Regions from separate parts of the Mus musculus genome. Here regions 1 and 2 are each linked to region 3. The links are chromatin loops, found by intact Hi-C in ENCODE. Cell type or tissue: heart. All regions are shown on one strand.

Evidence for each region. Peaks named below come from ENCODE experiments on the same cell type or tissue, not always from the same donor. Only the 100,000 strongest peaks of a DNase experiment are listed, where the experiment ranks them.
Region 1: it touches region 3 in a loop (9-fold over the local background); 13 of 42 quality-filtered maps call a loop at or near these places.
Region 2: it touches region 3 in a loop (3-fold over the local background); 2 of 42 quality-filtered maps call a loop at or near these places.

Annotation. Positions count from the first base shown.
Region 1 is chr12:10,386,398-10,394,397 of GRCm38, reverse strand. It overlaps Nt5c1b (5'-nucleotidase, cytosolic IB), which reads right to left. Exons shown (of 9, transcript NM_027588.3): 9 at 4,224-4,594. The coding sequence ends at 4,265. It overlaps Rdh14 (retinol dehydrogenase 14 (all-trans and 9-cis)), which reads right to left and starts at 3,618. Exons shown (of 2, transcript NM_023697.2): 1 at 3,172-3,618. The coding sequence starts at 3,558. In heart, CTCF peaks have their summits at 3,439 and 3,646 (motif pointing left); DNase peaks (open chromatin) are centred at 3,107 and 3,577; H3K4me3 peaks cover 1,956 bases; H3K27ac peaks cover 1,514 bases.
Region 2 is chr12:8,636,078-8,644,077 of GRCm38, reverse strand. No RefSeq gene overlaps it. Among named protein-coding and RNA genes, the nearest start is that of Pum2, 34 kb to the left of the region's middle. In heart, CTCF peaks have their summits at 3,227 and 5,177 (motif pointing left); DNase peaks (open chromatin) are centred at 3,017, 5,177, 5,467 and 6,977; H3K4me3 peaks cover 1,529 bases; H3K27ac peaks cover 985 bases.
Region 3 is chr12:9,026,201-9,034,200 of GRCm38, reverse strand. It overlaps Wdr35 (WD repeat domain 35), which reads right to left. Exons shown (of 27, transcript NM_001159527.1): 26 at 6,478-6,718; 27 at 5,354-6,195. The coding sequence ends at 6,045. It overlaps Ttc32 (tetratricopeptide repeat domain 32), which reads right to left and starts at 4,204. Exons shown (of 3, transcript NM_029321.2): 1 at 4,005-4,204. The coding sequence starts at 4,144. In heart, CTCF peaks have their summits at 888 (motif pointing left), 3,879 and 4,554 (motif pointing right); a DNase peak (open chromatin) is centred at 4,060; H3K4me3 peaks cover 1,759 bases; H3K27ac peaks cover 1,612 bases.

The DNA.
Region 1 (8,000 bases), 1.4 Mb before region 3:
AGCACTGTCATGCTCTTTGCAACTTAGTAATTATGAATATGTATAGTTCACATTTCACTCAGATGTTGACTATATGTTAATTATCAAGGTCTTTCTTAAAAAACAAATACAGCAAATTTGGGGATGAGAGAATCCTAGGATTGCATGTCTTATCTTAATTTCAGATGAACTAGAAAAATACCAGTTTTGATGTTATGTTAAATTTGGTATAGCATATTAAACTTATATGTTCCTATGATAACCTTAAAAACATCTTTCAAAATATGAAAAAAATATACCTTTATAGTGATGTTGCATGACTAATAAGGCCTACTTGGTCCCTTTCTCAGATAACCTTATCTACTTCCAATAATATCCTAAGTTCAAGGTAAACCCAGGTGACTGCTCAGTGTCAACAAGCTAAGAGGCATGTCAAATTCAGCCTGAAGATGAAATTCTTAGACTCCAAAGGCCATCCTCATAATTAGTAACCTAATCTCATAATTAGTAACCTAAACCTTCTAGTTTCAACGTGTAAAACAGAGCTTGAGAGGGTAAGCAGGGCGACCATATCTAGCAGAGAGCTGATATTGTGACTCCCACCTTACTAGTATCACCATGAGTAGTAAGTGAAGATGCTTTCATCTGTAATTCTGTTAAGTGTAAAAGGTCACTACAGAGACAGAATAACTGAGTGCACATCCCTAAAACTGGTACAAAGAGAAAGTCATAGGTACAGACTTTGGATTAGAGAGAATTGTGACTAAATCAAGATAGAAAAGTTATAAAATCATTGAATGGTTAATTTAAAAAATATATTACTGACAACAGGGACTGTTACCCAAGTGTCACAATAGTACAGGAAGAGACCATTAACAGACACCATTAACCTTCACTGTGATTCTAGAACTGTCCTTTCTTCCCTAAGGATCAAGAGGGAAGGACCCTAAGAGGGTCCCAAATTACAAGACGTATATACTCAGCTTAGTATTTTGATCATATACCTCCACATCTTCCAAAATTCAAGTCCTACATTGCACTGTTCTCACTGAGAGCCTTTTTGTTCCTTATAGAATTTGTTTTTCCTCAGCTCTTTCCTGGCTCCTCTATCTTCTGATGATAGAGGAAAACAAATGTACAACATGTTCCAGGTGTAAACCTGTGGTGATGACCTATCATCAAATTAATTTCAGGTCAAATTTCAACTCTTAATGGCTTTTTTTTTTTTTTTTTTTTTTTTTTTTTTTTTTTTTGCCAAGTGTAAGTGAAAGAAAAATGTGTTAAATTTTACAACTGTTACCAGAGGCTACCTGTCAGGTTAACTGTTTCTCATTCTCGCCTGTCGAAAAACACTTCATGTTTTCCAACAGTCAACTTCAAAAAGAAGGCACGAGTTCATAGATATGGCGAGAAAGGAGTGTTCATCTTCACTAATCCTCTGGGAAGGGTTCCAGAATTAATCATTTCTGAGCTATCATTCTTTGCTGGGTTTAAGACTTTATCATTTTCTATTTTTTAAATTCTAGGAGATAAATACCATAAATTCCAAGAATACCAAACAGTAGAATGTTAAAACTTCTATTTCTCTTTTCTTCTAATTATAAACACTGAACCTCAGAGCCAAGCAACAAAAGGACAGTACTACTTAGGTACCTCTTTGTATTCATACTTTTTTTTTTTTAATTGGTTTTACCTCAAGACACCAAAGCAACAATGGTATCAAAAATGAGCATGGTCAATTCTATTTACACATTAGTGAGACAGGAAAACTTGCTTCCTATGCTTTCAAAAATCTCCCAGAGACAAGCACTATTACTTGATCTACTACATGCAAATGGAATGCTAACAACAAAACAAAATACCAACTTCTCTATCTACCTGGCTCTTAATAAGCAACATGATGTCCCAGAACACAACAGGAGTATCTTGTACAATGGCTTAAAGTTTGAGCAAAAGAGTGACACTCTACTCATTATCTCAATAACTACTACTCCAAGTGGTTCAATATGGTCTCTCTTCTGATGAGATGGTTTCTTTGTACAGTTGTGCTTTTAGCAGTTATTAGTAGTTATTAGCTACTGTTTTCAGTGCAAGTGAAAAGTTAAAAAAAAAAAAGAAGTCTATGTTGAACAAGAATGAAGGTGGCTGTGTCCATCTAACTTGGAGGTTGGAAAAGTTAGTATAGTGTCCAACATGCCACAGTCCCACTAATAAGAATTGTCAGAGTTAAATATCTAAATGTTAACAAATGAACTTACAGATATTTCTTTTGGTCTAAGTACATCACGGAAAAGAAAAACAGGCCATTTAGAATGTCTGCCTTAGATTCAAGAGATTTCAGAAGAGACAAGCACCCTCCTGTGTCTGCCTTTAGATCTACCTGTGGCAAGTCACTTTGGCCACAGCCTTTCTACTTCGGTAGAATATTTACTGTACACCCAAGGAAATCACACACCTCAGCCTTCAAGTACTAGGAATGCACAACAGGAGATTAAAGCAAGGACTCTGAAGACAGACACGTCACTTAGCCTTCCTATGCCTCAGTTCCCTATCATGAAGTAGAGATATTATTGCTTGCTTTACAAGATCTGATAATAGCCAAAGATATTAAAAATGTCCTTAGCACATCCCCTGGCATGTATAAAACCTTCCATAAAGCTAAGCATTAAATTATTTTTATTCCTGTCCCTTTTCAGACACTTAATGGGATTCCAAGTTTAGGGATGATGCAGGGTGTCAGCAAGTGACACCCCCTCCTACTTCAGCAGGACAAAACAAAACAAAAAAAGAAAAAACAAACAAACAAACAAAACCAGGTAACGAGGGGAAAAAAACAGAAAGAAAAGTTTTAAGAAGGGTCTAATGAAAGTTTTTGGCTAGCTTTTCTCCTGTGGTGCTCACAGGCCTTGTGACACTGTAAGATTTGGCACACATTTCACTTCTGACAGGGGGAAAACAACTCAAAGATCAGCTGGTGACTGTCCTAGCCTAACAAAACCAAATGTCCAGACACTGGCTTATTTATGCACTTCTCCTTAGGACCTCCCAGGAATTCCTTCTCAGACCTGCCCCTCCTCCTAGCCGGGTCCAAGGCAGGCAGGAGCCTTTCCGGTTTGGTCATGGCCACCCTCAAGGTCACACCAGGTTTCAGAGGGCCCTCCCCGAGGGTGGCGAGCTCCATTCGACCCACACCTGTAGCAGTTCTTGGCAGAAAGCTCGCACTGAGCGCAGCGAGGCAAGGTCCAGCTCCTTAACGACCAGCTGGCCATCGGTGCCGTCGGGCCCGGCGCCCCCAGCCTGACAGAGCTCCTGCCTGAGCTGACCGGCCGCCTCCTCTGCTCGAGCGCGGTCCCGACATCCCATGATGACCCGCGCCCCCAGGCGGAGCAGCTCCGCCGCGGTGGCACGGCCCAGGCCGCTGTTTGCTCCGGTGATCAGCACTGTCTTCCCGTGCATGAGGCCCGGGTCCCCGCCTCCCTGCTGCCGCTGGTTTCTTGGCCCAGAGAACCGCCGGGCCGCCAGCCACAGCGCCCCGCCCAGTGCGGCCAGGAGCGCTGCGGCCACACTAGCCACTGCCATAACCTTCCGGGCCCGGTGCACTGGGCCTAGCGCACAGGTTCCGGAGTGCTATGGGGCCACCTACACGCGAAGGACTCTGGGGCGCCGCCTGCTGTCCTGGGCTACTGCGCGCGGGGCTTTCTGGGACTTGTAGTTTTGCTCCTAAGGCTGACTTGACTTAGCGTTCAGGAAGTACACATGAAAGCCCCAGCGGATTTATTTAGAAGTGGACAGTGTTAGAATTGGTTATATGCCTATAGACAAAATGACATTTCTTGGTAAAATTCTTGCCACACAAGGATAACAAAAGACACAGCCCCAGTTATCAGCAGTATTATTGATCAGACTCATTCCACCCTGAATATACCTTTTCTAGGTGATGCTGCATATAGAGATTCATTCATTTGACTAACACTAAAAGTGAGCAATGCTTTTTGAAAATTAATTAAGCTTCTTGTGAAACAACTTAAGTGTCAAAGTTCTAAACTTGTCTAAAGAGCCACCCATTACAACTTATAGATAGATGCAATGATATCCAACATCCTTAGCTTTAAAAAAGTAGAATGCTTGACTGTAGCTTGAAAGTTCAAAATTTTTTCCAAAAAGCAAAGAAAAACACCAAAGGAGCTAAGTTTTGTGGTCAAATTCTCAGAAATAACTAGTCACTCTAGCCATGCAAAACACATGCCGTTTGTAATACCAGACTGTTTATTTTTCCTCCCCATCCCTAGTTGCGTTTTTGAGCAATGCCATAAGGCACATGGGCCGTGATGGTACCAAATTTCTGTGCTGATTCAATGTGGAACATTTGGTCGTCGAAGAAGATGTGGGGCCGAATCTTCACTAAGATGGGACCTTTAGGGGCTCCAGCCAGGAAAAGAGCTTCATCTATCTCTAGACCCCATCGGCGAAGGGTCTTCAGCACACGGGCACCTGAACTCGCTGCACTACGAGCTGTAACCAGGTAGGTCCTGATGGGGCAAAGCAATCGTTCGTCTTTGGCATAGAATTTTTTCTGCAGTTTCCCTAAATCTTCCAGAAAGCTTTTAAGAGGACCCTGGAAAAGAGAACGTAAGTCTCAGCTGTGCAAGGGTGAGCAAAAGAGAAGTGATTACTGAAAACCAAACCAAACCAAACCAACCAGCCAACCAACCAACCAACCAACCAACCAACCAACCAACCAACCAACCAGGGTCTTATAAGACTTTAAAATCCACAGGTTGCTGACTGGCATGCAGTGATTCTGGGCTGACAGTACGATGCCAAACTCTCTACATTTATGTGAAGATATTTCCTGATACACAACCATCCCTTGCATGCCTGGAATAAATCTAGGATAACCACATCATTTTTCATCCAGACAAACATATTTTAAGTGTGAAAGAACGTTCTATAAGTAGTACTCCAGGGCAATAGGCATAAATTATCCCCGGTAACTGGGAGATGTGTTTCAGTTGACCACCAAAACCACCATTGTACCACATTGTTTGTCAGCGGAACGTTTTACCTTTGAAATTACTGTCACTTTGTTTAACTAGTTGTTTGTTTGGCCTGAGTCCAACCCTGTCTTGTCTTAACGCTATGTAGCTTTATAGTTTCTACATTAAGACATAATATTTGTTTCTTTTTATGTTATTTTAGTCTTTTCCATTGTTTTATGTTTACATCCATGCTTAACTATTTTATACTCATTTATGTCTTTTATGCGCATGCCGCCATTTGCATGCTGGCCAACATTTGTTGCATAGTACTGTCTTCTCAAGGAAATGCTTGTGGAAATCCTGTTTGACAATTTAGTATATTATCATCATACTGCTCACTGTCCCCTCTACCTGAGTGAGGTTTTGCCTAAAAATAGATTCCATGATTCATATTTTCTCTGAATAAGATGGAACTCAGGTCATCAGGCTTGGTGACAAGCAAGCACTCTTATCCTCTAAGCCACCTCACTGGCCCATTTTAAAACCATGTTTATTTTAGTGTGTGTGTTCAGGGGCACACACATGGTTAAATATACAATCAGGATAAATAGACATAGCTGGCTGAAGGGAAAAGTTCAGAAAAATATACAACTCATACAGCATTATTCTAAAAGTCAGGAATATATGAATATCAGACAGGCATTGTATGAGGAACAGGAGTTGATAAATGTGATATAGAATATATACCATTTCCCTAAATATGTGGAATTCAAAATATGCAAAACTGATCAAAACTGCCAGGTATGTTAGAACTCATTTGTAATCCCACCATATGAGAAACTGAGTCAGGTGGCAGTGAGCTTGTCTTAATAAGGGTTTTATTGCTATGAACAGACACCATGAATAAGGTAACTCTTTTTATTTATTTATTTTTGGTTTTTCAAGACAGGGTTTCCCTGGCTGTCCTGGAACTCACTCTGTAGACCAGGCTGGGCTCGAACTCAGAAATCTACCTGCCTCTGCCTCCCAAGTGCTGGGATTAAGGTGAGTGCCATCACTGCCCGGCTGAGGTAACTCTTATAAGGATATTTAATTGGAGATGCCTTACAGGTTCCGCGGTTCAGTCCATTATCATCAGGGTGGGAACATGGCAGCATCCAGGCAGTCATGGTGCAGGAGGAGCTTAAAGTTCTACATCTTCATCTGAAGGCTGCTAGGAGAATACTAACTTCCAGGCAGCTAGGATGAGGGTCTTATAGCCCACACCCACAGTGACACACCCACTCCAACAAGGCCACACCTACTAATAATGCCCTTCTCTGGGCCAAGCATATGCAAGCTATCACAGAGCTCAAGGAAAGCCCTAGTTACTGCTGGATGTTTGTCATCATGACACAAGTTGACACAGATTATCTAAGAGTAGGGAGCTTCCAATAAGGAAATGTCCCCATAAGATCCAACTGCAAACATTTTCTTAATTAGTGATTGATGACTGAGGGCCCAGTCCATTATGGTTAGTGCCAATACCCTGGGCACCAGGCTGAGCAAGACGAGGGAAGCAAGCTAGTAAGCTGCACCTATTATGGCCTCTATCAGCTCTTGCCTCCAGGACTTTACCCTGTTTTAGTTCTCATTCTAACTTCCTTTGAAGATGACCAGTAATATGGATGTATAAGGTGAATAAACCCATCCACCCCCAACTTGTTGTTTTGGTCATGGTCTTTCTTCGAAGCAAGCAAACAAATGAACAAAAACAACCACCAAAAAAAAAAATCAAAAAAGAAACAATGATAACAACAACAACAACAACAACAACAACAACAACAAAAAAACCCAGCCAACCAACCAACCAACCAATCAAAGAAACAAACAAACAAAAATCACTAAGACAAGTTGGTACCTGACCGTGTTTTGGGGAGAACTGTGGAAGAATCTTAGTACTTTGCAATAGGAAAGCCATTTAATGTTGAGAGCTTGGCTGGATGTTCTGTGGCTGCTTGGAAGTAAGAATGATAAGAACAACACAGAGGGTATTGCAGGTGCCCCCTCCCTCCTCTGGAAGTCCTGCCTGGCTACAAGAGCTAGGCACGTCAGTCTCTTATTATCTCCCTCTGGTAATAATCTCAGGCTCATCCCCATAGATTCCCCTTATATTCCTCCATCCCAAAATCTTCCCCTGTCCCAGACTTCCAGCTTGTCCCAGAGATGCCCCCCACCTTGTCCATTATCATTCCCACCCATATCCCCCCACCACCTGATCACTATCACCTTTCCCCTCCTCACTCCTACCCATTTCCCTCTTTCCATCCATCTTTGATGGCCATTTAGTTTCCCCTTATGAGAGAGATTCATGCATCCTCCTTTGGGGCCTCCTTATTACCCAGTTTATTTGGGTCTGTAGACTGTAACATGGTTATCCTGCACTTTATGGCTAATGCCCACTTATGAGTACATACCACATGTGTCTTTCTGGATCTTGGTTACCTGACTCGTGGTGATATTCTCAAGTTCAAACCACTCACAAAGCCTTCAACCTCAAATCTGTCTTACCTACAAGGTGAGCAGGGATAAAAATGGAGCAGACACTGAGGGAATAACTAACCAATGACTGCACCAACTTGAGTCCCATCCCATGTGAGAGAGCTAACCCATGACAGTATTAATGATACTCTGTTGTTCTTGCAGACAAGAAATTAGCATAACTGATTCCTGAGAGGCCTCATCGAGCAGGAGATGGAGGTAGGTGCAGAGACCCAAGACCAAACATCAGGCAGAGCTTGGAGAGTCTTGTGGAAGAGTGGGGGCATAGAACTGAGCAAGCTGGAGCGGGGTGGATGACACCATAAGACCTTCAAAGTCAATTAACCTGGAGTCATGGGGCTCACAGAGACAGGGCCACCACATAGGAAGTATGCAGGGACTGGGTCTAGGTCCCCCACATTTGTAGCAAATGTGCAGCTTGGTCTTTGTGTGGTACCCCTAACAAGTGGAAGAGGGGCTGTCTCAATCTCTGTTCTCTGACTTTGCATTCCTATTCTGCCT
Region 2 (8,000 bases), 390 kb after region 3:
TATAAGCTCTCGGGGAGCTGGAAAGAATCCAGTAGTTTAGAGTACTCAGTCTTAGAAGAGTCTTCAGGAAGACCTGCGTTTGGATCCCAGCACTCATGCTTGCCCTGTGGCTCACAACTGCAAATGACTCCAAATCCAGGACATTCAATGCCTCTGCCCTATTTCTGATTTGGTCACCTGCATTAGCGCACACTCATGCACACCACACACACACACACACACACACACACACACACACACACACACACTATTCAGCCAGTAAAATGCACAGCACAGGATCAGAGGGACCTGGATTCAGATCTCCATCACCCATGTAAAAGCTCAGGCATGGTGGCCCATATCGATATCCTAGAGCTGGGGAGGTGAAGACAGGAGAGCCCTGGACCTCACTGGCCGGATAGTTAAACTGATCTGGAGAACTCCAGGGTCATTGAGAGACTCTGTTTCCAGCAAACAACATGCCCCACCCCCCTCCAAAAGCCAGCAAAACAAACAAACAGACAAATGCAAAACAAAATCAAACACAGTACAATGGGGGCAAGCACTCAATGTCAACCTTTGGACTCCAATCACATGATACACATGTCAGTCATTCAGGTTATCAATACTAAGCACCCAATAAATGTCCCTTCAATTAATGAAAAAATACACACACTTCATACTTTTTGACCATATTGGCAACTTCTACAATTTTGTTTTTTCCCTGTTAATGTTGGAATTGTATTACTCCCCAATTCATTATTGAAGTTCTGATGACATCACTGTGACTGATATCCACAGTGCACTTGCTCAAGAGGCTACATTTCTGGATAACCTACTTTATGTTTCGACACTCTTCACAGTGATTAATTATTCTGTTTGTGTCTCCCATCATGGAATGGGGGCATTTAAAACCCATTTGACACTTTATAATGCATGAAATGCCAGATATGATGGTGGTATTGAAAGGCAGATACAAGATAGAGGTTTTTAAATCAATCTATCAGACCAAAGGGGGGGTTTATTCTTCAACTGATATTACCCTTAAAAGCCACAAAATGTACCAAATTTAATGATGAGAACAAATTAACTGAACCTCTGTCAGTCCATCAGTAAAACAATGATCTGAGGATAGGAAAAAATATATTGAACCCACCACAGAAGACAAGTGGATTTGGGGTGCTGAGAGGGATGATCAGAAGTTTTCCATTGAATTTTTAAGTGTGTGTGTGTGTGTGTGTGTGTGTGTATTGTATACATGTGTGGCTGGAGAGATGCCTCAGAGGATAAGAACATGTAGGGAACTTTTAGAAGATCTAAGATAGATTCCCAGAATCCATGTCACAAGGTTCATAACCACCTTTAACTGCATCTCCAGGGAATATGAAAATCTCTGACCTCTCTACATGCACCTACACTCACATGTGTACAGCCACACAAAGACAAACACACGTACATATGATTGCTTGATAAACAAACAAACAAACAAACAAATTTAAAAAACCAGATTTGGGAGCAGCGACAGTATTTTCCCAAGAGGGATGACTCTAACTATTGCATATTCTTTGCTGTTACAGCTTATCCATCTTGGCTCCTGTCCTTACTGTGTGGCTTCACAGTTTTAACAATGACTCCATCCAAAGGTCTCCCCTTCCTCATGTTTCTAAATTTCCCAGTGCCAGAATTATCTGCTTGTTTCTTGGTTTGGGTCTGGTGGACAGACTGATCAACATTAAGTATATCTGTAAATCTCAACTGCCTACTCTGGGGTTCTATGCACAAGCCTGAACCCATGGCTTATGCAGCCATGGACTGGATAGATTATGTGTGCCCTCTATATAATACCTATGATAAAACTTAATTGACAAATTAGGCACTAGCAATCAGCCACAACTACTACAAATAAAATAGAACAAATGTATGAATTATTTTGGGAATTTTCCATTCAATAGTTTCTGTCCACAGATTACTATGGGTAACAAAGGGCATAGAGAACAAAGACATGAACAGGGGTGACTACTTGTATAGCAAAGTCCTGTTCCACAAGCTGGGTGACTACTTTTGGTTCTGTGAGCCAGGCTAAGGCCTACAATGCCCTGCTCTGATTAATAAATCCCTTGGAAGTTCTGAATATGCTGTGCAGCCAGCGTGTCTGATCTGTCTGTGCTCTCTGATAGAATAATTCTTGATTCTAGCAGTCCATTGAGTTAAAGTAGGGTCAACAGCCTGTTTATAAAGAAGTACAATATTTTACATCATTAAGGCTGGGAAATAGCTACAGACATTGAGTGGTTTTCTTTCTAGTCTAGTTCCTATGAAGACAAGATGTCAGCGACCCAAGGATGGCACCCTTAGTAATTTATTAAACCTATGCAAAGAAGGATGCTTTTTCCCGTTTGCATTCTTTTGTTTCAGTATTTCTGAAGCCCCAGTACAGGACGGGTTCTCGTGTGTCTCAGGTGATTTTTATAAGATTTATTCATCTATCTCGCGTCTATGTGAGCTCACTATAGCTGCACAGGGTGTGAGCCTGCGTGGGGGTCTCTGGGAATCGAGTGACAGGACCTCTGAGCGCTCCGGCCTCGCCCCAGACATTTAGAGTTTTTTGGGGGGTGTCAGGGTTTTGCTGCTTTTTTAAAGAGTAGTGTTTAGTGCTCTTGAGTATTTTTATTTAAAATGCTAGGGTTTTATTTTTGGGGTTTAAGAGTTTTAGGGTCTCCAGGCAGGGGTGGCACACGCTTTTCATCCCAGCAGCACTTGGGACGAGGCAGAGGCAGTGGATCTCTGAGTTCGAGGTCAACCTGGGCTACAGCGTGAGCTCCCACACGATAAGCACACGAGACTTTTTTTATTTTATATAAAAATCACGGCCGCCCGCCCTTGTCTTTGCAGACGCGGATCTCTCTGCGGGGGGCGGGGGGGGGCGGTTTCAGTCTCTGGGGCTGTCAGTCACGGTCGGGCGGGCGGGACTTCTGGCGCTGTTCCCTGCTCCTGGAAACAGTGAGTGGGGAAGCTTCCCGATTGGAAGCTGCTGCCGTCAATCACAGCGGAGTGGGCGGGACTTCCCGCCACAGACCAGCACTCTCAAGCAGAGCGCGTGCACAGACCCGAGCCTCCTGTTTTCCCGCCGCTGCCACCCGAAAACGGCCCGCCAGGGTCTCTCCGCCGCCGCCGTGAGCGCCGCTGTCCCGGGGACAGCGGATTGGAAGCAGGCAGTCACTGGCCGTGGACAGGAAGTCTCTCTCCCGCCATCTCAGGTCAGTGCAGTGGCGGGCATGTCCCTGCCTCAGCCTCGAGGCATGCTGGGAGTTGTAGTTCTGTTCCGGCTTTGGGTCCTCTGAGCCTCGCCCCCTTTTTCTTTTTTTTTTTTTTTTCGAGACTGGGTTGATTTTTTTGTTTTTTGTTTTTTGTTTTTGTTTTCTTTTTCATGGGACTAGACTTTATTTATTTAATTTATTTATTTTTATTAGATATTTTCTTTATATACATTTCAAATGCTATCCGGAAAGTTTTCTATACCCTCCCTCTGCCCTGCTCCCCTACCTTCCCACTCCCGGTTCTTCCCTGTATTGGGGTATATAAAGTTTGCAATACCAAGGGGCCTCTCTTCCCAGTGATGGCCGACTAGGCCATCTTCTGCTACATATGCAGCTGGAGATATGAGCTCTGGGGGTACTGGTTAGTTCTATTGTTGTTCCACCTATAGGGGTGCAGACCCCTTCAGCTCCTTGGGTGCTTACTCTAGCTTCTTCATTGGGGGCCCTGTGTTCCATCTTATAGATGACTGTGAGCATCCACTTCTGTATTTGCCATGCACTGACATAGCCTCATATAAGACAGCTATAACAGGGTCCTTTCAGCAAAATCTATCAGGCATTGTGCAATAGTGTTTGGGTTTGGTGGCTGATTGTGGGATGGATCCCCAGGTGGGGTAGTCTCTGGATGGTCCATCCTTTCGTCTTAGCGCCAAACTTTGTCTCTGTAACTCCTTTTAGTATTTTGTTCCCAATCTAAGGAGAAATGAAGTATCCACCCATTGGTCTTCCCTCTGCTTGATTTTCTTGTGTTTTGCAAATTGTATCTTGGGTGTTCTATGTTTCTGGGCTAATATCCACTTATCAGTGAGTGCCTACCTAATGACTTCTTTTGTGATTGGGTTACCTCACTAAGGATGATATCCTCCAGATACATCCATTTGTCCAAGACTTTCATAAATCCATTGTTTTTAATAGCTGAGTAATACTCCATTGTGTACATGTACCACATTTTCTGTATCCATTCTTCTGTTGAGGGACATCTGGGTTCTTTCCAGCTTCTGGCTATTATAAATAAGGCTGCTATGAACATAGTGGAGCATGTGTTCTTATTACCAGTTGGAACTTCTTCTGGGTATATGCCCAGGAGAGGCATTGCTGGATCTACCGGCAGTACTATGTCCAATTTTCTGAGGATCTTCCAGACTGACTTCCAGAGTGCTTGTACAAGCTTGCAATCCCACCAACAATGGAGGAGTGTTCCTCTTTCTCCACATCCTCGCCAGCATCTGCTGTCACCTGAATTTTTGATCTTAGCCATTCTGACTGGTGTGAGGTGGAATCTCAGGGTTGTTTTGATTTGCATTTCCCTGATGATTAAGGATGTTGAACACCTTTTCAGGTGCTTCTCAGCCATTCGATATTCCTCAGGTGAGAATTCTTTGTTTAGCTCTGAACCCCATTTTTTAATGGGATTATTTGAATTTCTGGAGTCTAGCTTCTTGAGCTCTTTGTATATATTGGATATTAGTCCCCTATCAAAAGAAAAATCCTTTTTTTTTCTTTCTTTTTTGTTTTTTTTTTTTTTTTTGAGACTGGGTTGTTATTTTTTCTAATTATTTTTTATTTTTAATTTTTGAATGTTTAATATTTATTTATTTATCCATCTATCTATTTCTCTATATTTTGGTTTTTTTAAGATTTATTTATTATTATATCTAACTACACTCTAGCTGTCTTCAGATGCACCAGAAGAGGGGTGTCAGATCTCTTTATGGATGGTTGTGAGCCACCATGTGGTTGCTGGGATTTGAACTCAGGACTTCAGAAGAGCAGTCAGTGCTCTTAACCACTGAGCCATCTCACCAGTCCATAATGTTGGTTTTCCCCATACTTGGTGTCTCTGGGCTTAACCCTGAGACAGATGCTCTGGCCTGCCACCTGGTGGCGAAAGGTTGTCACTGCAATGCTCCCCTTTTTGTGAGAAAGAGAGAGAGAGAGAGAGAGAGAGAGAGAGAGTGTGTGTGTGTGTGTGTGTGTGTGTGTGTTTGTTTTTTGTTTTTGTTTTTTCTTGAGGCAGGGTTTCTCTGTATAGCCCTACTGTCCTAGAACTCACTCTGTAGACCAGGCTGGCCTTTAACTCAGAAATTCCGCCTGCCTCTGCCTCCCAAGTGCTGGGATGAAAGGCGTGGGCCACCACCGCCCAGCTGAGTTTTTTTTCTGATTGGTGAGCACAGCTGAGTGGGCGGAGCTGGTGATTGACAGGCAGATTGAGAGGGTGGCTACATCACCATGTCATCCCCCTGCCTCAGCTTCGTCCTTACTCAAGGGAATCCCCCTGCCTCAGTGTCACACCTGCTTTCATCCCTTCCCGCCCCCCTGCGCTGCCAACATAAAAAACTGACCACAGGTTTTAGGCACCGCGGTGTGCTGCTGCTATATATGTGTACATGTGAGGGAAGGAAGTATTTTAGTGGATCCCACAGTTAAGAGACTTAATTGTAAAGACTTTAGATTTTAAAAGATATTGGATATTTTTAGAGGATTGAACTTTTAATATGTAAAGATTGTGGGACTTTTTAAGAACTAAGGGTTGAGGCTTACTAGGGATGTGTTTGTGTGTCAAGTTGACAAGGGGTCAATTGTATTGGCTGGTTTTGTGTGTCAACTTGACACAGGCTGGAGTTGTCACAGAGAGAGGAGCTTCAGCTGAGGAAATGCCTCCATGAGATCCAGCTGTAAGGCATTTTCTCAATTAGTGATCAAGGGGGAAAGGCCCCTTGTGGGTGGGACCATCTCTGGGCTGGTAATCTTGGCTTCTATAAGAGAGCAGGCTGAGCAAGCCAGGGGAGGCAAGCCAGTAAAGAACATCCCTCCATGGCCTGTGCATCAGCTCCTGCTTCCTGACCTGCTTGAGTTCCAGTCCTGACTTCCTTTGGTGATGAACAGCAATGTGAAAGACTAAGCTGAATAAAACCTTTCTTCTCCAAGTGCTTCTTGGTCATGTTTGTGCAGGAATATAAAATGGAAAACAGGGTGTTAGGGGTCAGCAGACACCAAGCGAGACACAGTATATAAGGATGCGATAACACTAAGGAACGTAATATATAACATGATAATAATATATAGTACAACATATGCTTTTATAACAATTTTTCACATTTAAAATAATAATGATAATAATAGTAATAATAATAATATTTTAAATTTTAACTTCAAATTTATATTTTTCTGGATGGCTGCGTCCGCGGTCCAGAGTTTGTACTTCTGAATACTTTTTAAAAAGTTTTTTTATATAATAAAAGTGATCTGTAACGTGTGATAATATGTAGTGTATGTAACATGAAGGACAGTATATTACAATATAATAGCAGAAAATATATAATATATAATGTGTATATATACATGAGTAATATATAATAAAATATATATTTAAAAATGATATATAATATAACATATATCTAATATATAATAAAATAATTTTATACAAGATAAGTCCAAGCAAGGCCCACTGCACAGCACAGCGGTTCCCAACACCTGGTGCCTCGGCCTCGATGCTCTGTACGACTCAGGCAGGTTTGCCTACTCCAAAACCATACCGACGCTGAGAAACAACAAAAACAGGAAGAAAATCCTGATGTTACGGCCACTTCCAGTTATGATACGGTCACTTCTGGTCATGCTGTAGCCACTTCCTGTGACGACACGGTCACTTCCAGTCCCTTCTGGTCATGGTGTGGTCGCTTCATGTGACAACATGGTCACTTCCGGTCAGGGTATAATCACTTCCTGTCACTGTGCAGCCACTTCCTATCCCAGTATTCTCATGTCTGGTCATGGTATGGCCACGTCCTGTCACGGTGGAGTCACTTCCTGAATCTATATTATGTCTATGGATTATAATGTATGGTTTATAGGTAAACATTTGTCTTTTTATATTTATCAGTTTTTATACAAACCCTTAAACTTACACATACATTCACATATGTTCACTTATATATTGAAATTTATGTATATATCATATATTTATCAATATTAATATACATATTGCATATATATATCTATAATATATTAGATATAATGTAAATAACATAAATAGTTTAAGTATATATTTATGTTTATGTATATATTAGATATAATTATCTTATATAATGTATATATAACAATATATATAATTATATATGATATATATTAAAGTATGTAATATATTATATGTTTAATTTATATACATTTTATATTTATAAATATTTTTATATAAATATATATGAAATATGTTTCATATACTATAAATATATATTTATAATTAATGAAATTAAAATATATAAAATATGTATAAATATATACATATATACATACATTATATATGAGCTTGGCACCCGCCATGTCAGTGCCCTGTGCGTATCCATGATGTATACATTATATATGATGTGATGTATACACTATATATGGTGTAATATAAAAGTATACGCATACATGTGTATCTGTATATATGTTTAGGTATGCACATATATATGCATACACATGCATATATATGTCTACGTACATGTATTTATGCATGTATGCATATGTTTTATATTTATATATATATATGGGCATATATGTATATGTGACTGTATATACATATATAAGTACATGTATATATAGGTATAGGTATGTATATATATGCATATATATGCACATATATATGTATATAATATATATGTGAGTATATGTATATATAGGTATATGTTATAAACATACCTATATATTTATATGTAACTAAAGAAT
Region 3 (8,000 bases):
TATCTTTTAAAAACTGTCTTATTGTATGTGTGTGAGCACAGATGCCACCGTGGGTACAGAGTTCAGTTAAAACCCTGTGACATCATTTCTGTCTTCTCACCATTCCATGGGCTCCAGGAATGGAACTCAGTTGCAGGTTGGCACAGCAATTGACCCATCAATGGTTTTCTTGGCATATTAATCCTTGACAACCCAGAGAAAGACCATGACTATTGTAGCACATGGAGGTCCTTGCAGTTTATTGGGGAGGGGGCATTATTTGACTATTCCAGTTTTTTGACACAGGGTCTCACTCTGCAACATTGGCTGGCCTGGGACTCAGTGTGTAGGGCAGGCTGGCCTCTGCCTCCTGAGTGCTGGGAGCAAAGCATATACCACCACACCCACATGGTCATAATAGTTGGGAGGAACTGTTGTAACTTAGAAATTTTGTTTTGTCAGCTCTGAGGAAGATGGACAAAGGATACCTCTGAAGGCCACTAACTCAGTGTTAAAGGCTCACGAACAGGAGGCTGTAGCAGGTATTAGGACATCAGCTGAACTGCTATCCCAGACTGAAAGAAACACACCCCAGGACTTCAGCAAAACTTTCATTATTCATTCCCTCAGGTTTCAAAGCTTTGTTATGAAGTCTTATCCTTGGATAATCTTAGAATGTTAGATTTCATTAAGACAAATTCTAAAATATTACTTTCCATGAAGGTAGACATTTTGCTTACAATCTTAAAGACACAGGCAAGGGCTACAGAGATGGTTCAACAGTTAAGAGCACTTGCTGCTCTTCCAAAGGGCCCAGGTTCAATACCTAGCATCAACACTGTGGTTCACAGACATGTGTAACTCCAGTTCCAGAGAAATTAATGCCCTCTCCTGGCCTCTGTGGGCACTGTATGCATCTGGTCACAGATAGATGTGTATGCAAACATTCATAAGTATTTAGAAGAAAGCTTTAAAGAGAGACAGAGAAGGACAGAGACAGGCTGATACCATTGATTTTCATTGTTAAAGTACTGATTTTTTAAACATAATATTTTTTGAGTTTTTATTAATTGTATTGTGTAAGGTGCTACCACATGCATGGAGAAGTCAGGGAGTGGCTCTCTGCTTCCTTCGGCTTTACAAACATTCCAGGGACTGAGATGAGGTCATCGGGCTTGTGTGGCAGGCACCTTTACTCATTAGGCCCCCAGAAGGCAGTCAGTACTGTTCAGAATTATTCAGCAACCCAATATTTAAAAAAATAAAATGAAACTTTCAAAGACATGTGTAAGGGGAACCGTGGAACTGGTAGACTTCACGTTTTGAACTCTACCAGAGAAAGGTGCAAGGGATGCAAGGGATGCTGAAACTGCAGCGTGGGCTTGCAGCCAGGCTGCAAGTCTAGGGCAGAGATTACCTCGCTGTGGTGGACATGGGTTCCTGGGCTGACATGCGCAAATGAGAAAGAAGCAGCAGCTCATGTACCATCCACATACCTACTGCTAATTGTTCCTGAAACTTCCTAAAGAAGCCCATTAGAGCCTAAAGGAGAGTAGAAAGGCAGTCTCCTGTGTTTGCTAGCCTTTTTATCAGGAGTGGTGGTGGAAATGAGAGAGAGATGGTAACATCACTCGACCATCTATGTGGAATTTTCTATTAGCAAATGTCAGCAGAGTGATCAGCCACAAACAGGATGCCAATCAACACCCTTCTCCCACCCCCAAGGCTCAGGGAAATGAGAAGAGCCTGGGGCTGGGGCAAAAACCAAGAGACAGTGTCTTCCGGGCATTGCAGGGGCACTGTGCTCATAAACTCACAGCTATGGTTGCCTGCACAGGACCTGCACGAGATCAAGTCAGTAAACACTCCATGGAGCTGGGTGGGAGTGGGTATCCTAGAGGAGCTACGAACAGTTAAGGGCATCTGAGGAAGGGAGGGAGAGTTAGCTTTCTTAAGTCTAAGTGCTGCTCTGTGGTGTCACAGTGCTCCACTGTGGTGTCACAGTGCTAAACTGTGGTGTCACATGCTCTAATGTGTTTTCACAGTGCTCCACTGTGTTGTTTCATGCTCCAAGTTGGTGTCACTGTGCTCCACTGTGGTATCACATTGCTCCACTGTGCTGTCACAGTGCTGCACTTGGTATGTCAAACCAAGTATGGCCCTGGTAGGTCAAACACCCTCCTGTATGGCCACATATCTATGAATAACTGGGGCAGCACAACATGGGATTTGGTAACTTTAAAAAAAAAAGGGGGGGGAAGGGAAGTGGGGGTAGAGGCGAGAGGAATTAAGGTGAGTAGTGGGAGGTGAGGATTATCAAAGACAAAAACACTTTATTAAAAAAAAAGAAATTTCTGTTAACTTTTATGATAATGTAGTACTAAAATGAAAAAGCAATTTTGCCTCTCTGGCTTAATTCCATTTAAGTCTTACAAACAAATAGTCTTCTGTATTAGATCTCATGCAAAGACAAGCTTGCAGTCTACTATAAAGATCTTCCAGGTCCAGTACTACAGCTTGTAATCTCAGCACTTGGGAGGCAGAGGCAGGTGGATCTCTGCATTCAAGGGCAGCCTGGTATGTAGAGGGAGTTTCATGACAGCTGGGGCTACACAAAGAGAGAGAGAGAGAGAGAGAGAGAGAGAGAGAGAGAGAGAGAGAGAGAAATTCCCAGTTTCTCTGTTTCTCTGTGTTCACTCCACACATTACATAAGCGCAACAAAGGCAAATCTTGAAGTAACTAATGCTACATGTGCAGGCATTAGCACAGAAGATAGCCAGGCTGTGAATATCACAAAGAGTAAAAGACTTCACTCTATTACAGTGGAATTGTGAACCTGCAGAGTTGGATCGATTCTCCCGGTTTAACGACCAATTCACAACCAATACAGAGACATTGGGACAAACAATACGGAGGGGCTAAGAGTAAGACTCCCTGATAAGCAGATGTATCAAGAGAGGAGCTGAGACTAGATAATAAATATAGTGAACTGCCAACCTGACCTGCTTCTTCCTGACCCGGCTGACCGGAAACAAAAACCCGGCAGCCTAAAAAGGCTTTTCTACTTTTTTTTCACCAATAGAGCCCCCCACCCCACCCCACCCCCGCTGATGGCTCTGCTATGCTACTACTACACAAGTTCAAAGCTGGATCGGACATGCTTAGGGCTCTGTGCTCAAACTGACCAACCCTCAGTTCCTTAAACCCTCAAAGGAGTGGATCTGCGGGTTCCTGAAATCCTCTTCCGCTTTGCCGAGGGTTTTATCTGTTTGCCCACTCAAGTTTTCTCACCCCTAGGAAACCTTTCCTCATTAGCGGATTCTCTCATAAGCTGTACTTAGTCGTGGCACCCTCCTCCTCCTCCACCACCTCCTCCTCCTCCGCTGCTACCTGCCTGGCTTGAGAGTTTTACTGCCTTTTAATTCCTTAACTGGCAGAAAACAGAATGCAACCAAGACCCCTAAATGTCAAAATTTTTATAATTATCAGATTTTGGCTCGACATACAACCCCGTTTTCTAAAGACTCAAAGCGTAGTGGGAATAGAGGGGTCAGAGTGCACATCTTGATAAGCTGCTCGAACTCAAATATCAAAGTAACAAAGAACTGTACTGGGCAATAAACGTTTCATCGCTGGCTTGATATTCTACAGAAAGGACTCTTGTGATGTTCTAGCGGTGTCACATTAACAACCCTTAACTTCAGGAGTGTGCTGTGACGTCGTGGTAAACACTAACGGGACAGCTGGGTGCAGCGACTGTGCTTAGCTTAAGCGGGTGCTGAACCGGAACCTTCGCGTCCGGAACACAAAGGCGTCGCTGTGGTTCCGAGGACGACCACCTTCCCTGCCCAGAACAGCGGCTTCCTGCCGCCTGGGCCTCTGCGGAGACCAAGGCGTCCCCTCCCCGAAGGACAGGGCTCGGAGGGGATCTTTTCTGGGGAAACCAAGCGGCAGCCCAGGACTCCGCGGTCCGCGCGTGGCTCGGGGACCACCCACGCGCCCAGCCCGCTCTCGCGATAGTTACCTCCCGTGACGCGCGCACTGGCCAATGAAGGCGGAGTACAGCTCCCGGGCCTCGGCAAACTCGCCCCTGGAGAAGCGAGCCTGCGCCGTGGCCAGGGCGGCCGAGCTCTCTCCGCCCTCTCGGCCTGGCCGCAAGGCCATGACCGCCTCACCCGGGTGGAAGCGGAACCACAGCTACCGCTCACGGGACTTCGTTGGCTAAAGGAAAAGGACGTTTGTCCTGTTTGAAGACCCGTAGTATCGCGAGACAACTGGTAGCGCCTGACGCCGTTCGCGGGAAATTAAGAGAATTTAAATCTTTGTGACATGTGTATACATAATTAGATTAGATTAGATTAGATTAGATTAGATTAGATTAGATTAGATTAGATTAGATTAGATTAGATTAGATTAGATTAGATTAGATTAGATTAGATTAGATGGATGATAGATAGACAGACAGACAGTGCCCATGGCCGGGCGGTGGTGGTGCGCATATATCCAGGCAGAATGCTGTATACATAGTAAATAAAGAAGTCTTTAAAAAATTTTTTTTTAGAAAATAATTATAGAAGCAGACAGTAGAGGGCAACATAATATTGCTGTTTTCATTTTAGATACCCAAAATAAGCGTCTAGAGCTATGGCAACAGAGTTAATATTCTGTTACTTTGAAACAAATTTGTCCATGTTTCTGAGTGTGAACTTTCTGTAGTCTCTATGGTAACAATTCTCTGCCACTTCAGTCACTGTATATTTTCCTAAAAAGACTTAGCTTTTTCTCCCATGTGATATATATTCTGTGTATGTCTCTGTGTGTGTCCGAGGATGTGTCTGTGGATGTGAAGACAATGCAAATGCCACATTTCCCTACATTATAGTGGAAGGAAACATGGGATAAACGTCCTTTTTTCCCTTCAGAATTTGTTTTCATGTTTATTTCAAATAATGTCTCAGAAAAACTTTTGATCTGAGCTCTGAGAATAAAGAAAAGTGATTTGTTTTGTTTTTTCGAGACACGGTTTCTCTGTGTAGCCCTGGCTGTCCTGGAACCCACTCTGTAGACTAGGCTGGCCTCGAACTCAGAAATCTCCCTGCCTCTGCCTCCCAAGTGCTGGGATTAAAAGCATGTGCCACCACTGCCCGGTCAGAAAAGTGATCTTAAAGTACATTTCAGCAAAATATAATGAGCTGTGTATGGCAGATGAGAGAGGTCGGCAGTGCCTGTGCAGGTACACTGCTTACCAGAATGCTGGGACCGGCCACATTAGTGCATGCTGTGGCTGCTGGGGTCACATTTAGGCCACTAGAGTACTCTGAACCATGGCATAGCTCGGGATAAGCTTGATGATAACTACAGCATTACTCAAAATCAGTTAATTCATGTTTATTACAAAGAAAAGAGACCAAATGCTTCCTCTTGAATGAGGCTTGTAGTCTTTAAAACTTCAAATAATAAAAAGTCTTAAAATGCCATTTCCTCATTTATGAACATACAGAAATTTAACCTTAAGTAGAAACAGAGCTCATGTCCTAAGCCGCTGCTGAGCCTCCCTGAACCCAGGTCATGTCTGTTCTCTGCTTCAAGGCAGCCCCTCCTACCCTCTGCCATCCCCAGCTACCTCCCAAGGGGTCTCTAACCAACTGGTAACCTTGGCAAGAGAGAACTAGTTCTGTGGTAATTTGCCACAAACTATAAGTTATATAAATGGTAAATGAACAGACAGGAACTACAAAAAAATTAGTTCACACCTGTAAATCTTATGTGAAAAGAATCAAACTGTCTCTTGGTTGCACTGTGATGTATGGATTATCTTTTTTTTCCAGTACTGACAGTGGACCCAGGACCTGCGCAGGCTTGGAACGCATGCTACCACTGAGCACATGCCAGCCCTCCCTTTACTTTTATTTTCTTTTGTAATATATATTTTATACAAAAATACAACTAGCAGATGATGAGGTGATTTTCCTATGAATCCTTAGGAAATCAAGCTCTACGACACAGTCGGGTGCAGAGAAGCGTGTGTGCTTCCAGCACTGTACAACTGAGAGTCTTCTTTCCTTTATTCTACCGAGCTGTGGCATAAAGGGCAAAAGTTGTAGTTGCTGATCTCCTGGGCGAGGACGTAGTGCTTGCAGACTTTGCACACCCAGAACTGATACTCGATGATTGGGCTGCCAGTGGCGATACAGGTCGGCAGTTTGCCTTCCCCGCTGTAAAAATAAGAGAGAAAACAATTAGACGTGAAAATACGTGATTGGTCTGTCTACTCTACTCTAAATACTCAAGAATGAAAATTTCCAAGTCAAATTTCAAATAAAATACTTTTAAAAGTTTTTCTCATAAAAACTTTTCTTTAAATGAATATAGCTTTACTACACTCATGTAGGATAATAATATTAATCAATTTTAATATTAACATAAACTCCTTAAAAATTCAGTGCTTTATACTAGCCAAGCTTCAGGTGAATGGCATTTGATTATGATGCACCTACCCTTCAAGAAGGCTGTTTAATTCAGACTTCCTGTTGTCTTTTGGCGTGTGTTTGGTGAAGATTTCCAGAGCCAGGTCTTCATATTGCTGCTTCTGCTCTGCACTGAGCGTCTCTAAAGATTCCAGTTTAATAAAAGCTTTTGAACAGGTACCAAAAGCTCTGCTTGCACACGCACAGAGTGCTAACAGAGAGTAGATCTCAACTGAGGGAATGATGTCTTCATAGTCTCTCAGGTGAAGAGCTGGAAAAGACGGGGCAGTTAGTATCTGCAAAGACAAGTACAGTGTGAACGTGTGAAACAGGACCCACAGGTGCTGTTCGATCTTAACCTACACAAGCCTTAATAAATGTAAGGCAATACTGACGGGTGGGAGCCCCAGCGGAGGAGGCAGAGTTCATAACCCCATTCATGAGAGTGAAGTCACACTACAATGACTCACGCAGCCATGCTCACTCCAGACCGAATGGTTTCCATACTGAAATGTGTGCTTTTGTTCCATTTGATCCAGTAATTTCTGTGGCATTCCAGACAAGGTGAACTAATACTGTAATTCTCAAGATAATGGTTTCTGCTCACAAAGAACAAACAGTGTAGCATGATGCTCTCTGTGTTCTTTGTCCCACTGAGGTAACAGGACAACTAAGTACAAATGAGCTTCCCACTGCCAGCCCAGACTATTTTGACAGCTGCTACATCTTATCTGTAATCCTTCTGCAATAGAGATAGCATCTTTTCTTTAATACACTGCAGAATTAGCATTGGATTTGTCATCAATTTGTATGCCTTTCCTCTCTAGACTCTGAATTTTTTTTTTAAATTCCTTCTAGTAGTAAAATATAACAAAACCAATGGAACAACATATCCATTGCATCTTCTTGTTAGAGTTCCACTGGTTGATCCTGAGGTCAAAGGTTGACAAGAAGTTGAATGGAACAGTTTTATTTTAAAACAGACATTCATTCGGCTATAATAACCAAGACCCTCTAGTTCTGCCTTTGGAGCACAGCACTTTCATGGTAGAAGTTGCAAGGCACATACTATTTCTTACCATTTTATACTAAAACACAGAGAGGAAGTGTATGGACCTCCCCAGCCAACGGGGGAAGAATCTCAGAGTGTGTTTTCTTTTAGCCTCAGTCTAGAAATGGCACATGACTGTAAACTATTTGAGCTGCACTATGTCACATTAATTTAAATTAAATGAATTATTATAAAGTAAGAAATCACAGCTATTTTCTTTATATAACTGACAGTTGATTGGAAAACCTTTTTACAATCCTATTACTAATGACAATAAAAATAAGAATAAACTCTAAAAGAAACATTTGGAACATACCAGAAGTAAACTAAAAATCTTTATGGAAAACAAAACAGATACAGCAATGGTTTAAAAGTTGATATTTCTGGATGAGAAAATTCATTATTGACATATTAGTGATCCCATCTTGGTAAATTAACATAGTTCTAATCAAAAGTCCAATAAGACCTCATTTTAATTTCCTCATCCTCAGAAAGATTATGA